2 separate regions of the Homo sapiens genome follow, and region 2 is linked to region 1. The links are chromatin loops, found by intact Hi-C in ENCODE. Cell type or tissue: PC-9. All regions are shown on one strand. Each heading gives the region's core, and the rest is flanking DNA. Links, peaks and the distances in the headings are about the cores only.

Evidence for each region. A loop is a pair of places that touch in the nucleus more often than their neighbours do. Peaks named below come from ENCODE experiments on the same cell type or tissue, not always from the same donor. Only the 100,000 strongest peaks of a DNase experiment are listed, where the experiment ranks them.
Region 2: it touches region 1 in a loop (4-fold over the local background); 7 of 110 quality-filtered maps call a loop at or near these places.

What each region holds. Positions count from the first base shown.
Region 1 is chr2:172,479,683-172,488,468 of GRCh38, forward strand. It overlaps ITGA6 (integrin subunit alpha 6), which reads left to right. Exons shown (of 26, transcript NM_000210.4): 10 at 1-57; 11 at 308-369; 12 at 5,100-5,260; 13 at 5,439-5,582; 14 at 7,341-7,456; 15 at 7,582-7,771; 16 at 7,865-7,948; 17 at 8,046-8,125; 18 at 8,279-8,356; 19 at 8,444-8,546. The region is part of intron 3 of PDK1-AS1 (PDK1 and ITGA6 antisense RNA 1); the gene reads right to left. Among named protein-coding and RNA genes, the nearest start is that of ITGA6-AS1, 18 kb to the left of the region's middle. In PC-9, for the core only: CTCF peaks have their summits at 4,878 and 5,084; a DNase peak (open chromatin) is centred at 1,309.
Region 2 is chr2:171,708,943-171,717,728 of GRCh38, forward strand. It overlaps DYNC1I2 (dynein cytoplasmic 1 intermediate chain 2), which reads left to right. Exons shown (of 18, transcript NM_001378.3): 6 at 3,825-3,884; 7 at 6,386-6,501. Among named protein-coding and RNA genes, the nearest start is that of DYNC1I2, 26 kb to the left of the region's middle. In PC-9, for the core only: no CTCF peak of the experiment used is centred there; no DNase peak of the experiment used is centred there; H3K27ac peaks cover 527 bases.

The DNA of each region.
Region 1 (8,786 bases), core at 568-8,567:
TCCTAACAGAATTGACCTCCGCCAGAAAACAGCGTGTGGGGCGCCTAGTGGGATATGGTGAGCATCCCTCTGTCTTGGTGGGATCCCCCTCAGTTTCCCACCTCCACTTCATGATGACTCTATTGTCCTGAGGAGCCACAGGGAAGATGACAGGAGTGCTGGGCAAAGGGAAGAGGGTCTGTCAAGTGTTTTTATAACATGTTGATCATCAATGGGCATTGGGGGGATTGGAGAGCTAGGGAACATGTTGGGTTTTTTCCACTGCAATAATGGATCTTTTAAGAAATATGTGTTTGATTTTATTCAGCCTCCAGGTTAAATCCTGTTTTGAATATACTGCTAACCCCGCTGGTTATAATCCTTCAATATGTAAGTACCTAGTACCTTTAAAATATGTCTACTTTCTGTCTGCCAGGTTGAAAGTTCTGCATAAATCACAGAAAAATAAAACTGCAGTGGCCAACATGGGTCTGTCAATTCTGGTGTAAAGAATTAAGTGTATGTTTTGTCTCCCTTTTAATCAGGAGGGCACAGCACCGTGAGGGAGGAAAAAAACTCCACTTGGTCGCCATTTGAGTTTTCCAGAGCAGATGGTTTAGGACAGAATGGCTTGGAAAAGTACTTATTTGCTACCACAACCATTTCCTCCATTTCTGTCTTTGAAAAGCAGTGTGGAAAATTGATTTTGTGGTTGTGAGGTGGTGGGTGGTGGCTGGTGGTTGTGAGGTGGTGGGTGGTGGCTGGTGGTTGTGAAAGGGCAACGGCAGGAGCCAGAGCACAGCACAGAGTCACTGCCAGGCTGCCTTCTCTTCCCCACGCCCCTCCCTCCCGGAACACCCGCCCTGTGTTCCCAAGAGCAGGCCCCTAGGGAATTTGCAAGCCGGCCCTGAGAGGTCAGAGACCTGGTCTCTGCTCCTGGTTTCAGCTTTGATACTGACTGACCCACAGGGCAAGTCCCTTAACATATGAGTTTGCTTTCCTGTCCGTTCAGAACAATGCCTAGTAGTCATTAGTGCATACAGTTGTGCTGGAGATCAACTGAGAAGACATGAAAAGCACTTTGTCATTTATTAGATACTGTTCTGCTTCCTTTTTTTGTAATTCAAAGTAAGATTTTTTTAAATTTTTGTGGATACATAGTAGGTGTATATATTTATGGGGCAACACAGGATTTTTGACAAGAATTTTGACACCGTTAATGATACTCTTAACAATAGTGGCCGTCGTAAGCTCTCCTCTGGCATGTTTTAATAGCAGCCACACTTCTTCAGCTGTGAGTCACCTGACCCCTGGCTCCAGAGTCAAGGCCAGGGGCATAGGAATTCCAAGAAAATCTTTTCTGCAAAGAGGAAGTGAAAAGAATGAGGAAATTCTCAACCCGGGTCCGGCCATGGTCCTGGCAGTTTGGGATTCTAGTGTACTGTATCTGCCACCAAGGGACACTTTGTGAAGAACAAGGTCATTCTGTCCTTTCATATGGTTGTCAGCCTTTACGATACTATGAGGTAATGAGTCCTCTGAAGTGTTCTCCCTGTTATCTAAAGTAGTAGTTTTCTTTATTTAAAAAGATGTCCCTTATAATATTCCAGAATATAACCTAATTCAAATAACCTAAAGTTGTTGCTTGAAACAGGAAAAAATAGCCACATAAGGACTAGGGTTTGCAATGGTGAATCCTCTCACACGTCACAGCTCTGTTCTTAGCTGTACTCTAATTCTTCTTTAACTTTATATGAAGTTTTATATAACACTAATGAATGTATCCACTAAGACAACAGAATGAAGATACTGACCTGTGATAAAGTTCAGTGAATTATGAAAAGGGACAGTTTAAATAAATGTACTGTCTTTAATTTTTTTTAAGTCCCCCTTCACCTGATTCTCAGTGTCATAAGCTCAGTTAGCCTTCATCTTTCCAGATTTCGAGCTGTCTGCAGGTGGTTTCTCCGTCTCCCCTTCTGTGGGGTCGTCTCCTGCTGTGTGGTCTCTCCATGGGACCTGCAGACCTTGCACGAAGCATTCTTAGAGTGGATGGATTATGACTTCGTGCACAGGGGGAGCTGTGGCCTTTTGCTTTGCTTTTTGATGCAGCCGGCATTTTGTCGAGTGTAGAAAGCAATTCTTTGTGTGGCTTTTAATGACAAGAAAATGTATACTGTGACTCTTCAGGATCTATCATCCTTTCAGTATCATTTGTGTTATTTTTACCCAAATGCCATACCTTACACTAGCCCACTTGGATAATGGGCCCTTTGCCAGTGTTTGGAATGAATTAGAGAGACAAGGAGAAAACAGTGATTCTTTGACTAGGCAGCCAGAGAAAAAGGGGAAACATTTTTATTCTGTTCTGATGGCCATTTTTTCAAACCACTCTCAGTTTGACTGTAGATGTGAAATATCATCAGAGCACTCCTTGACTTCCCCCAAATTAATCACCTATATAAAATACAGACTTTCTCCTAGCTGTAGCACAGCATTTGATGCCATGTGTATTACTTTTATGTTATGTAGCTACTCCATTAACCAAGTGTTTATGGATGGCCTTTTATGGGTGGAACTTTCCTTTGAAGACATTCAAAGAACATTTGCTTTCATTGCTTTTACTTCCACAGTAAATTCTAAATGAACTAAGACAGAACTTCTACAAAGCTACATAAGTTAATACATCTAAAATCTTCTCCCAGTAGCCAAGAATGTGAGCTTATTGTTTGACTGGGCTATTTTAGCTCAGCAGTCCTCAGATGTGGTGTTCCATACATATAGATATCTATAATTGAGCCGTAATGAGTGTTCTACTTGGCTTGCCCCTCAAGCAGTTAGCAAAGGTGGCCTGCAAAGATTTTAAGATGATGTGGACTGTCTGGAGGGTTAGGGAAGGTTAGAGTGAATTTGGCAGATAAACGGTTTTCCTGCACCCACACCTCCCATACTTTTGCTGTGAGGGGCACTTTTGCTGTGAGGGGCACTCAGCGTGTGAGCCTTTATCTGGTTCATTGTGAAGCTAGCAGGTCACTTATAAATGGATGATGTCAAGGCTGCAGAGGCCTAAAATGGGGGAGCATTCCATTTGGCAGCTGTGACATTTAAGAATTCTCCAGATGGACACAAAAATTACTATTGAAACTGTCAGTGTTTCTAAATTTTGTTCTGAATAGCTCACATTCAGCATAAGAATGTCACATCGTGTGTGTGCGCATGTGTGTGCAAGTGGGGAACCAGTTACTGCCACTTCTGTTCATCTGTTCCATAAATCATATGTCTATCAGGTGTTGTGCTAGTTGCTGGGGACTGTGGTGGGGAATAAGACTGATGTGATCCTTGTCCTCGGCTTTGCCCCACTGTGGGAGACAATCAGGAAATCACAGCGTAGTGGGCTTAAATGTAGAGACTGGAGAGATGGAATACTCTAGGATCGCGAAGAGAGGCCAGGACAGGCTTCCTGGAGGAGGTGAGGTCCAAGCTGAAATCTGAAGGGGAAGGGAGGGCTTAGCCAAGCAGGCCAACACTGCTGGGAGGTGGAAGGGAAAAGAAGGGAAAGACAGCTGGCTGAGGGAAGGAGTGACTCCTGCGGTGGTTAGGAGGCAAGTGAGACCTGGGCATCTAAGACCCTGTAGAAAGCAATCGCCTTTTGTGTTTGTGATAGAGACTCAGAAGCTGGTGCTGCTTCTGTCCCTCTCAGTATGACCCCAAGCCTCCCCAGAAAAGGTCTCTTCCAACTCTAAAGTGAATATTAGAATGTGAGTTATTCATTTTCTGTGTTTTCTGTAGCAGATTTTTGTCCTGGAGATTGCCTTCTCCAGCCCTCTGCACACTTTGGTTTGCTTTCCCTTTTGATGGTTAGTGACTGCTTAATGAATGTAAGTAATTTAAGTATTGGCCCATGAAAAACAAAGTTAGCAGCCACATCTAATGAACCAACAAAGAATGCGTTCTGAAGTAAAAAAATGAGATTCTGATCATCCACATCCTAGCTTCCCTCCAGGTTCCATTAGTGTAGGTTATCAAGAACAGGCTGTGCCTTCTAGCCCAGTGCAAGGTAGGCAGTTTGGTTGTGGGAGCTATATTATGCTGACCGACAGGCCCTCCATCCACTCAAAAATATATAATTTACCTTGTAATTCTTTTTTATCTTTATTATTATTTTTTTGAGAAAGTTTTGCTCTTGTTGCCCAGGCTGGAGTGCAATGGCATGAATTCAGCTCACTGTAACCTCTGCCTCCTGGGTTCAAGCGATTCTCCTGCCTCAGCCTCCCGAGTAGCTGGGATTACAGGCATGCGCCACCAAGCCCAGCTAATTTTTGTATTTTTAGTAGAGACAGGATTTCACCATGTTGGTCAGGCTGGTCTCAAACTCCTGATTTCGGGTGATCCACCCACCTTGGCCTCCCAGAGTGCTGGGATGCCAGGCAGAATTCACTGTGCCCATCCTCTTTTTTATTTGTTAAGGTAAAGGTCTCATCCTACTGTCGAAAGACTTCTCCATCTCTAAAATATATTATTCCTCTGTTTAGACAACTATCCTTTATCAGTGCTTCTTAAAACTTTAATACGTATAAGAATCATCTGGTGATGCTGTTATTAATAAAGCAGATTCTGCTTCCGTAGGTGTGACTGGGCCTGAGGTTCTGCATCCTCACAGGCCCTCAGGAGATGCTGCTGTTCTAGAGATCTTTCCCAGATAGCAAAGGCACGAGGCCACTTGAATAAGCATTGACTGGTTTAAAGGGAGAAAATCAGTTTAGGTGCTCGGGGGAGTGTTGGGTTCCTCTGCTTATCGTTAGTATTCTGTGGGTTCATGAACTTCAGCCAGAAACTGATTCTTAATAACTGCTGCTGCTGAAAGGTTTTAACTTATTCTTGAGCTCCCCCAGGTGGCACAATGAAAATTTAACTTTGAAACATTGTTAACAGCAAAAGGAAGGAAAAGACAGCTTGATTTGAACCATCACAATTGTGCAAATGCATATTACCAGGAAATATGAAGAGAAACAATGGCAATGTTTTCTACAAGGAATTAAAATCTTAAAAGGAGTTCAACATGCTTGTGGCTGGATTGTGCATGAATGCACTTACGTTAATATGATTTTAATTTTATCTAGCAATTGTGGGCACACTTGAAGCTGAAAAAGAAAGAAGAAAATCTGGGCTATCCTCAAGAGTTCAGTTTCGAAACCAAGGTTCTGAGCCCAAATATACTCAAGAACTAACTCTGAAGAGGCAGAAACAGAAAGTGTGCATGGAGGAAACCCTGTGGCTACAGGTGAGGGCTGCAGATGGTCACATCTGTTTTATGAAGAGGACAGAAAAAGGTTATATGGTGATATACAGATTTCTGAAATTTATTCTGGCAACCTCTTAATCAATACAAAATCATTGTTTTGGAATTCCCCAATAGCATGTACACCCCACTTAACTCTGACTGCATGCTTTTCATGCAGGATAATATCAGAGATAAACTGCGTCCCATTCCCATAACTGCCTCAGTGGAGATCCAAGAGCCAAGCTCTCGTAGGCGAGTGAATTCACTTCCAGAAGTTCTTCCAATTCTGAATTCAGATGAACCCAAGACAGCTCATATTGATGTAAGTCTCTCTGACTTTCATTTTGCCAAAGTTTTTTTGCCATTTATGATGCTAAATCAAATGTCTTTGAAGGGAATAGAACTAGTGATTTGCTTTAAAGGCCATTCTTTTGTGTTAATATGTTTTTAATGTACGCAAAGTTAGAGAAGACTTGTTTCCCAAATTAGCAATAAACATAAAAACATGAAATACAATTTGGGGCCAGAGCGTATTTTCCTTCTTCATTTTTGGCCATTATAACCTATCGAGACTATAAATGGTAGAGCTTATATTCTAACACTGTTTCTCCTTTAGCTGTACATAGAAAGAAAAATACATTGTGTTTTACTTACCATTGAGAATACTGAAATGTAGAAAGCAGTGTGTTGCTAGTCAGAACATTAAAATCAAGGAATATCAAAATTCAGCAAAGCAAAAAAGTATTATTAGCATACAGTAGTCATTTAGTGCCTAATATAGCCTAAGTCATCTTTGGAAGAAAAATGTGTATTAGATGGCCTGTGGGATACCTCATATGAGGTGGGGTCTGTTTGCTAGGGGTTTAGGATGGTTAAGGTGCAAGGTTAGCCCGGGCAGCTATGACAGCTTGATTTGGCATTATGTTCTTGCTTTCAAAATCTAATTGATGATGAACGGGTGTGGTGGCTCATGCCTGTAATCCCAGAACTTCGGGAGGCCGAGGCGGGCAGGTCACTTGAGGTTAGGAGTTTGAGACCAGCCTGGCCAACATGGTGAAACCCCGTCTCTAGTGAAAATACAAAAGTTAGCGGGTATGATGGAGCATGCCTATAATCACAGCTACTCAGGAGGCTGAGGCAGGAGAATGCCTTAAACCCGGCAGGTGGAGTTGCAGTGAGCCGAGATGGCACCACTGCACTCCAGCCTGGGCAAAAAGAGTAAGACTCTATCTCCAAAAAAAAAAAAAAAAAAAAACAACTAATTGATGATGAGTGTCTGTCCACTATGGGGCTGCTGGTACTGGTGCCTTACTGAGGCAGCTTTGCAGAAGTGAGTCCTCACTGTCTCAGGAGCTGATGCTTACATCTGCATATTGTCAATCATTTTTGTCACCAAATATAGTTCCTTATATTTCTGTATACTTTTATGTACTTTTATTATTATCATGTTAATATTACTTGTGTACATTCCCAGCTCCATAGCTAGAGATGATTTTCTATTTATCGGTGTGATTATCAAGAACCCATTGGCATGGTGCTAGTATGCTGTTTGCTTACCTGACCTTAAGCTCTCTGTTTCGTCATCTCTACAATGGAGATCATAATAATAGTATCTTTTTAGAGGCCTGTTGTGAGGATTAAATGAGTTAAGATATGTAAATCGAGTATTATAATCGTTGGTATCATCATTATTATTGATACTTCTTATAGTAGCCCTATAAAGTTAGAATGGTGGTATCTCCACGTTACCTATGATGAAACTTGGACTCTGAAAGGTTAAGTGACTTGCTAGCTAAGTAAGGGGTAGAGCTGCGTTTCAAACCCAAATCTGTGTGGCTGCTGGGTCACACTCTTCTATACCACACTGCCTCCATGCCCTGGTCAAAGTGTTCTTCAAACACAATTTTACTAAAGGACAGAATGGAAATTTGATGTGTGGCAAAGTACATTTAAAGCTTGAATTCTGCATTGGTAATTGTCACACAGGGAAATGAACTGTGTGGAATAGCCAGTCACCTACATCGATGCCTTCCTGAGTCCTGAATGGTGTAAATTGACAATAGTTTTCGTTTTCCTACAGGTTCACTTCTTAAAAGAGGGATGTGGAGACGACAATGTATGTAACAGCAACCTTAAACTAGAATATAAATTTTGCACCCGAGAAGGAAATCAAGACAAATTTTCTTATTTACCAATGTAAGAATCGTTGTGTAGCACTAGCAAAAATGATTCTGGCTTCATGGTGGCTTTGTGTTAAGAAAGTTTACTGGAAACGTATTGAGGACTTTGCCTTTTTGTTCTTGTTTTCTTATTTTTAATAGTCAAAAAGGTGTACCAGAACTAGTTCTAAAAGATCAGAAGGATATTGCTTTAGAAATAACAGTGACAAACAGCCCTTCCAACCCAAGGAATCCCACAAAAGATGGCGATGACGCCCATGAGGCTAAACTGATTGCAACGTTTCCAGACACTTTAACCTATTCTGCATATAGAGAACTGAGGGCTTTCCCTGTAAGTATTGTTAGAGACCAGCTGAGAGGGGAAAAAAATCAACACTGTGTGGCAAATGAGTGGATTGTGACCTAGCGTGTGTTTCTTTTACAGGAGAAACAGTTGAGTTGTGTTGCCAACCAGAATGGCTCGCAAGCTGACTGTGAGCTCGGAAATCCTTTTAAAAGAAATTCAAATGTAGGTGATGCCTTCATATACTGTATTTTACTGTTTTAAATACCATTGCAGTGTCTGTATGCATGGCCTGTGTTAACAGCTATTTATGTTTTTTTAGGTCACTTTTTATTTGGTTTTAAGTACAACTGAAGTCACCTTTGACACCCCAGATCTGGATATTAATCTGAAGTTAGAAACGTAAGAGTTACATCAACCTCTCCATTCAGAATTATTTCATGAAAATATGGGCAGTCAATGAATTGGCCCTGATCTACCTCATAAAAGAAGTCTAATTGTAGTGAGAAAACTGACTGGTAAAATACAACCCTATTGTTTCCTTTTCATTTTCAGAACAAGCAATCAAGATAATTTGGCTCCAATTACAGCTAAAGCAAAAGTGGTTATTGAACTGCTTTTATCGGTCTCGGGGTAAGTGTTTGTGTTTAGCATAACAAATCAATGTTTGAAAGAACCATTTACAATCCTCATTAAAACTGGTGTTTTTTAATTTGACAGAGTTGCTAAACCTTCCCAGGTGTATTTTGGAGGTACAGTTGTTGGCGAGCAAGCTATGAAATCTGAAGATGAAGTGGGAAGTTTAATAGAGTATGAATTCAGGGTAAGTTGGAGCAGTTGGTCTTTTCATTATACCAAAAGCTGACATATACTAGGTATGGTCTTGAGTATGTCATTTTAATAAATCAGCAATATTAATAAGCATTGTAAGTAAATCATGAGTTAAAAATTAGTTTGCCAGCTTTTAAAGAACATACTGGCTTATAGTAAAAATTTTATCCTCCAGGATGGAGAACAATTGTCACTGTTCAGAATCCAGTTCAGTTTAGAATGCGTTATGATT
Region 2 (8,786 bases), core at 437-8,436, 770 kb before region 1:
TTGGCCTCCGAACGTGCTGGGATTATAGGCATGAGCCACTGCACCCAGCCACTATTCCTTTAGACAATTAATAATCAACTGGCATTTTTAAGTGAAAGCGTTTTTTTTTCCCTTCTACAACATTACCATAGTAAAAATGTTTCCCAAGATTAAAAATTACTATATTTATTAAATGTCTTTATTTGATATTATACATTATTTTTATGTAGATACTATACTGTGTACATTATGACTCATCGTTCCTGATTTTGAATAGTAGATTATTTTAATTCAGTGTCAGCAAGTTTGCTTTCAAAAGTACTTTGACACTTAAGTTTTTTAAATTAATGTGAATTAAAACATGTCCCCATGAGTTTTATGGACAACCCAGAGATTATTAGAGACCTTTTAGAATATTGTAAATTAATACAGGGAGTAATAATGGTAAGAAAAATATTTATTCATGTATAGAACAAATATTAAGTTACCAACTTTATTAAAATACTATGGTTTACCACAGAAGATAAAACATTCATGGTCCTTGCTTTCATAGAATTTACATTGTAGTGATTACATCATTAATTTAAAGATACTGTTGACTTTATTGGAAAGCCCTAAGGGTAGTGTGCTATGTTTAGTGTGAAGCATAGTTTTTTTAATGATAAATTGTAAAACACAAAAACAAATAGTTAATATTTTTTAAAGTATTTGTTCTTGTTAGATAATGAATACAAAATTGGTTTCTTGTGAGTTTAACGGAGAGAAAAATCCTCTTTTTGAGTGAGGTGACCTTACATCTTTCTTTTTTTCTTTGAGATGGCATTTCCTTCTTGTTGCCCAGGCTGGAGTGCAGTGGCACGATCTTGGCTCACTGCAACCTCCACCTCCCACGTTCAAGCGATTCTCCTGCCTCAGCCTCCCAAGTAACTGGGATTACAAGCATGCACAACCGCGCCCAGCTAATTTTGTATTTTTAGTAAAGACAGGGTTTCACCATGTTGGCCAGGCTGGTCTCGAACTCCTGACCTCAGGTGATCCACCCACCTCAGCCTCCCAAAGTGCTGGGGTAGCAGGCTTGAGCCACCGCACCCAGCCACATCTTTTTAACCTTAATATGTACGTTGTCTCCTTTGAGAGCACAGACTCACTTGGAAACATTAATTTTCAAGAGGGCTGAGTATATTCATTTTTATGTATATATACACACACACACACACACACACACACACACACACACACACACAGAGTAATAGAAAATGATGAATTCTACTAAATCATATCCAGCTTTCATAGAGGTAATTAATATTGTGATGGTGATATTGGCAGTGAAATAATGCATTTCTAAATATGTGACATTTAAAAAGAGTGCCCAGGTCTCAGAATGAAACCTAATGAACTCATATTGAGCAAACACGATGTTAATGTAAGAATAAAGACAATTAGAAGAAATATAATAGGAAAATACATGAAGACATGTGAGATGTGTGCATGCACCTGTACGTGCAACTTCAGTTGGCTAAGATGGTCTAAGATTAATACACTCAGGGAGTAGGAATAGATAAGACATTATAAAATATGCTGTCTAAACATGTTTGAATCACTCTAAGTGCCAAGAATTTCTTTTGGGACTGGTGGTAATTTATGAATAAATATAAAAGGTCGTGAGAAATAATCTCTCTCTAACTTTGCAGATTAGGAAGCTGCATTACATTTGTTATCTCAAAAATTTAGGAACAATTATTCAGTGGGGTAATCCAGGCCTCTTGTTCCTTTTTTCCTTTTTTTTTTTTTTCTTTTTTGAGTCAGAGTCTTGCTCTGTTGTCCGGGCTGGGGTGCAATGGCGTGATCTCGGCTCACTTCAATCTCTGCCTCCTGGGTTCAAGCAACTCTCCTGCCTCAGTCTCCCCAGTAGCTGGGATTGCAGGTGTGTGTCACCATACCCAGCTACTTTTTTTTTTTTTAATGCTTTTAAGTTCTAGGGTACATGTGCACAATGTGCAGGTTTGTTACATATGTATACTTGTGCCATGTTGGTGTGCTGCACTCATTAACTCATCATTTACATTAGGTATGTCTCCTAATGCTATCCCTCCCCCCTCCCCTCACCCCACGACAGGCCCCGGTATGTGATGTTCTCCTTCCTATGTCCAAGTGTTCTCATTGTTCAATTCCCACCTGTGAGTGAGAACATGCGGTGTTTGGTTTTTTGTCCTTGTGATAGTTTGCTGAGAATGATGGTTTCCAGCTACTTTTTGATTTTTAGTAGAGATGGGGTTTCATCGCGTTGGCCAGGCTGGTCTCGAACTCCTGACCTCAAGTGATCTGCCCACCTCGGCCTCCCAAAGTGCCAGGATGACCGGTGTGAGCCACCGTGCCTGGCCCATTTTTCCATTTTTGATCAGTTTACTTCTCAAGCTTTGTACTTGGAATTGTACTCTATGTGCCTGAAGATGCCCCTAATAAATGTAATAATGTACAGGTATGTCCAGTGCATTTTCAGTACTGGCTGTATTTTGAGGTACAGTGTTACTTGATTTTAGACTAAAATGACATCCTCAACAAGGAATTTTATGTCATTGATAACAGAGCTCTTACATAATGTAAATGACAGAACATTCCTTGGAGACCATCTCATAGAACTTTTGATTTAACAAAGCCTAAGCTTGTTGCTATTCATTGCTTAGTACAAAGTAGATCTTCACTGTGGCTGCTTCTTACATTGCATACACATAACCTTGTTTAAATTCCAAGATCTTTCTTTATATTTTTTAAATGAAGGATTTCTCTAGATTAATTCATTACTATTTTTCTTGATAAATTATATAGGCAGGTAGAGAAACCATTTGTTGTATTAAAACATTGTAGCAACTAAAACTAGTTATAAATTATAATGTCTTACATAAGTGAAAAATATATTTGACAAAAATGGTAATACTAAATGTATTGTGCTTAACTTTATTTAGTGGGGACTATGAGCATTATACAGTACCATACATAATTATCTTATATATTGCTAACCTATATAAATGCCAGTATGATAAAGCACCTTTTGTTCTATTAGTAACTAAGTTTGGCTTAAGTGGAAAAGATCCTCTGTAAGTTACTTAGCCAGCAGGCGATGCTAAAACTTATAACTCAATATTTAGGATTGACATTTGAACATAAAATATTTTTCCAGGGAAAAATCTATTTTTTTCCTAGAGACAGAAATCTTTAGTTGTTTTCTTTAAGCAGATGATACGTAAGCCCAAGGCGGTGCTTAACCCATAAATTACAGAAGGGTCACATTTTGGAAACTTTAGCTATTTTGTATCCCAGTGGGATAGTCTTTGGTTTTATTACCAAAAGGCTTATGTGTTGACTCATTTCCTTTACCAGTATGACAATTTCCTGCACACATGTAATGCTTTGGGGAAGATTAGAATATGTTAACCAAGATGTTTTAATGTGTTTGTTTTCATTAGGAATCTTAAAATTTCAACCATTTTATAGCCTAGCTTGTTATCCATAAATAATTAACTTGGGTTGTCTGACTTTAGTTGTTCTAAAGCAGATCTATTATTATACAATATTAGTTTCCCATAATCTGCAAATAATGTCTTTTAACTATTCTGGGTTGTATGCTTGCATCTTTAACCATAGGAAGCCTATTGCATGCACTAGATGATTGAGTGACCTGGTGGATTTCTTGTTTTGTTTTCGATTTTTTTTTTTTAATACTAACCAGAACATGTGTTTTTTAATTGTGAATAGTACTTTAGCTTTAGCTATTCATAGAATGTATTTGCTTGACTAACTTATGGCCTTTTTTGCTAATGCTTCATGGTTGTCCTACAACCATTTAGGACGCTGCATTGGGATACAGATCCATCAGTTCTTCAGCTTCACTCAGATTCCGATTTGGGGTATTGAATAGATTTTTTACCTTCCCTGTTTTATAATGAATTTGATTCTTTGTGAAACTGTCCTAATTTTATTTTGCTTAAGTTTATAATATTGTATCACGTAGTAAGGACAAGAGTTATATTTTACTGTGACACCTCATTTATCCAGTATCTTTAGTGAAAGAATATTCTGTGTGATGTTCTATGTACCCTGAGTCCATTTAAGTGTCCAAATGTTTAAAATTATTTCTATGTTTTTAATACAAGTTTTGTAGGATGTATTAAAAAACTTCTCAGACTTCTTCTAATATTCTACATGTAATTGAACCTTTTCAGGGTTACTTGATATGAATATTAATTTATTTTTCTGTATTAAAATTCACTGATGATTTCTAAGATTTTGAGAATAATGGAGATGCTGGTCCTTACACTGTTCATTCATTCATTACTATTTATTCATGAATCTAGAATAAAACTATTCATGAATCTAGAATAAATAAATGAGTGAATGAATGGATTAATAGATTATTCATAGAATGTATGGATGAATATTCTTAATATAATTGTCATTGAGCCCCTAGGTTAAATAAATAGGTTCTTTTCTTTCTTCCTTTTATTTTTGTTTTGTTTTTTGCTTTTTTTTTTGGCATATTTTCTTAGTGAAACGTTAGAAAACTAATGCTTTATAGTTTCTGTATGTCTCTTTTTTAGAGTTTTAAAACTTGTTCTTTTAGAAGTTAGTGTTGTAAGCTGTATGTATGGTTTTTTAATTTTGTTGACATAGAGATAAGATTATCCATCCATTCATTCATTCAGTTATTTATTCTAGATTCTAATGCAAATTATAAATGTTTGCTGCTGCCATTTTGCCTGACTCAGATAGCCCTTTTCCCCTGATAATTTACAGCTTCAAAAACATATGAATATACCTTTTGGAATTGTGTCTAAAGTAAGGTAAATAAGCCTTGATTTGAGGCATGTAAGAAAAATATATGAGTTTCTTGTACTTGAACTGGAAGCCCTCTGTAGTGGCCACACTGAGGCTTCCCCCTCCTGCCTCCCATTGCTTCCTTATTTTCAGTAAAAGTGGCTTTTGGATAAGTGAGGTATTACTTCCCTACCCACCTCCTCCTATAAAATCTTGGAATATTTCGTTTGTTTAGTATTATGGTTTTTTCTGTTAGACTCTGTATGCATTCAAGTTGGTAATTGATTCCTAATATTGTTGGCTTGACGATTTTTTTCCAGCTATGTGAGTGATTTACTTTTTATATAATTTGCATCTTAAAAATCAGAATATAAAGTTTCTTATTTCAAATTTTATTCTTAGACTTCTAGATTACTTCAGATTACTTAAATTGTCCACTTAATTCTTTGACTATACTTTTTTTTTCCCTTTCTTTTTTATTTCTAAACTAGAAAAGACATTAAAAAATTGTTATGGCCCACATTTTGGAACATTAATTTTTAAAATGTACTAATTTTATTATACTTTATAGTACTTTGTTATGCTTTATTAGATTGTATAGGACTTGGATTTAGTTACTAAATAGAACTGAAAAGAATATTTATATAAGAAAAAAGTTATATTACCAGCGATAGCCTGCTTTATATTCTGAAAGTTGCAGCAGTGTCTTTATTGTATATCCTTTTAAGGCAGCTTCATCACTGAGAACTTTTTTGGGAGTCTGGAAGCGTACTTTATTTGGTTTAGGATTTAAACATCTAATAAAACCAATAAAAGATCTCCCAGATAGCTAATAAAATATATTTTTCTTTTGGTTCATTTTCCTCAGCCACAGCTCTCTTCCATTGTCAAAAAAGAATGTATACCCTGTATTTCTAAACAGAAGTGACTTTAGTAGATTTATGGTATTCAAAAGATCTGTCACTTTAGTCTAAGTGTAGAATATCTGGACCTTAGTTTCTCCATAATGTGAATCAAGGACAGTATTGATCATGCAGAGATTAGAGATTTAAAAGTTTTAAATATTTCATTTTAAAGTCCAAATTGATAGTGTAATTCTCAATTTCTGCCAAATATAAGTAGAAAAAAAGCTTTCAACAGAAACCTGTTTTTCAGTCGTAAAGCTGAATTCTCCTAGTGGCACAATCAGCTAAATGTGGTCTGAGTGATATCTAGTCTGATTCTTAAAAAAAAGTCCAGAAAGAACCATATCCCAGCTGAAACCAGTTCTTACGACAACCTTATTCAGTGGTCCACTCTGAAGTTCCTATTCTCTTACTTCATTATTGCCCGCACATTTGTTCTAAAAAAATGAAATTACTTGCCTTTTTAAAATGAAAATAAAAACACTGAATGATTCAGAAATATCTTTTGCTTTTGCTACCTTCTCATTCTTTTGCTAAAATAAAGCCAATTTATTGTTAATCTAAAATTTCTTGAATAAAATGGATTGAAATTACAATGTTGGGTGCAAATGACTGTTTAATTCTTAATTTTTGAAAATAACATGGTTTGATGTAGTTAAAATTGTGTTGTTTGTATTTACTTAATTTAGACGAGGACCTATTAAACTTGGAATGGCTAAAATCACGCAAGTCGACTTTCCTCCTCGAGAAATTGTCACGTATACAAAGGAAACTCAGACTCCAGTTATGGCTCAACCCAAAGAAGGTGAATATCTATCCTTAGTATAATTGTCATTGAGCACCTATGTTAAATACATAGATTCTTTTTTTCTTCCTTTGATTTTTGTTTTGTTTCTTTTTTGCTTTTGTGTTTTGGCATGTTTTCTTAGGGAAACATGAGAAAACTAATGCTTTACAGTTTCTGTATTTATGTCTTCATTTTTTCGAGTTTTAAAACTTATTAGAAGTTAACGTTGTAAGCTGTATGTGTGGTTTCTTAATTTTGTTGACATAAATTTAAGTCTTTCAGCCCTTATTTTGTCATTAATGTATACTGCTTTTAGAAGCCAAAAAGCTTAAGAATTTTCTGTTTCTGTCATTGAGCATAATTCTTCCCCAAAAGAGAGTGGGTCCCATAGTAAACAAAGTCATGTAAATTATTTCTGAAAAGCATACTGTACCCTGATGTTATTCATACTAATGAACAAATCTAGACTTAATTCTTAAATTTTCTCTTTTATGATATAGGGGCTCTATTTTGTTGATTAGTTAGTAGCCTGTAATTTGTGTATAGTATGGGGACGTATGCACAGACCTATTGAATGTGGAGACCCTTTGGTTCTTAAACCAGAAAGCATTACAAATAGCTAACGATTCAAGCATAAAGTACTACGATCTCATTTTCCCAGTGAGGCTAATGAATTTATATCATACAAAAAAAAAAGATTTATGTGAGATCCCTAATACACTTCACAGTGTCTTTTCTGAAGCTTTTGGGGCCATATATATATTAGAATTCCAAGTTTTTCAGATTATGTAAAAGTAATAAAATATATGTATTATATGTTAACACTCTAGTAGTATTTTGGGCATTAATATTTTGGCAGCAAAACATATGAACATACTAAGTGAGATAAGTAATGATTATAAATAGCTTTACCTCTGACTTTACCATGTCAGAGTTTACCACCAAATGAGTTATGGATTTTAGAGCTGTTAACAATTTTGGAATAGAAATTTTATCAGATGTTTAAATTAATGTATTTTTAAATTTTTAATTAAATTACCATGTTTCTCCATTAAGGAAAAACAAAAGTTATATTCATTGCAGAAAGCCAGGAAATACAGGTAAGCAAAAGTGAGGAGAAATCCTTGAAATCCCTGTCTACTACCAAAGAAAATCTTTAAATTTTCATATTTGCCTAAACCTAAAAAAAAGTTAGGATTGTGGCCGGACGTGGTGGCTCACACCCGTACTAGCACTTTGGGAGACCAAGGCAGGTGGATTGCTTAAGATTAGGAGTTCAAGACCAGCCTGACCAACATGGTGAAACCTTGTCTCTACTAAAACTACAAAAATTAGCCGAGCGTGGTGGTGGGTGCCTGTAATCCCAACTACTCTGGAGGCTGAGGCAGAAGAATTGCTTGAACCCGGGAGGCAGAGGTTACAGTGAGCCAAAATTGCGCCACTGCACTCCAGCCTGAGCGACAGAGCAAGACTCCGTTTAAAAAAAAAAAAAGAAAATTAGGATTGTAACTATTTACAACCTTTTGACTTAATAGTAGATCATCACAGACACTTTTAACTACTCTCCTTTTGCTGCCCTCTGAGGATGGAAATGAAATAAATACATTAAACTTTTCCTTTCAGTCTTCTCAAAAGGAGGCAACATTATGATACACATATAATTACACTTTCAAAATTTTGAGGAAATTGGTATAACATTTTTGTTCAAGTATTTTCTTTTTTTTTTTTTTTTTTTGAGATGGAGTCTTGCTCTGACACCCAGGCTGGAGTGCAGTGGCGCCATCTTGGCTCAGTTCTCCCACCTCAGCTTCCTGAGTAGCTGGGATTACAGGCGCCTGCCACCACGCCCGGCTAATTTTTTGTATTTTTAGTAGAGATAGGGTTTCACCATGTTGGCCAGGCTGGTCTCGAACTCTTGACCTCAGGTGATCCACCCACCTCGGCCTCCCAAAGTGCTGGGATTACAGGTGTGAGCTACTGTGCCCGGCCATGTCCAAGTACTTTTTACTTGACCATGTAGATGTTCTGTATGTTCATTTTTTTCATTCCTGCTGTTCCATTGGTTGGTAAGATATCTTTTGTAGATGCAAGATCCTCATCCTAACAGAAGAAACACACTGATGGTAAACTTGCTTGAGACACAAGCAACTTTTTTTAAAAAGAAAGAAAGTATGGAGCTTTCAGTATGAGAATACTAATACTGCAGGATTCTGTAATTTCTAGAAAATATTATTTTGTTAACTAGTATATTAATTTGGTGAGTATTATTATGTCTGCCTTTTAGGAGCTACGTTAGTAGATAT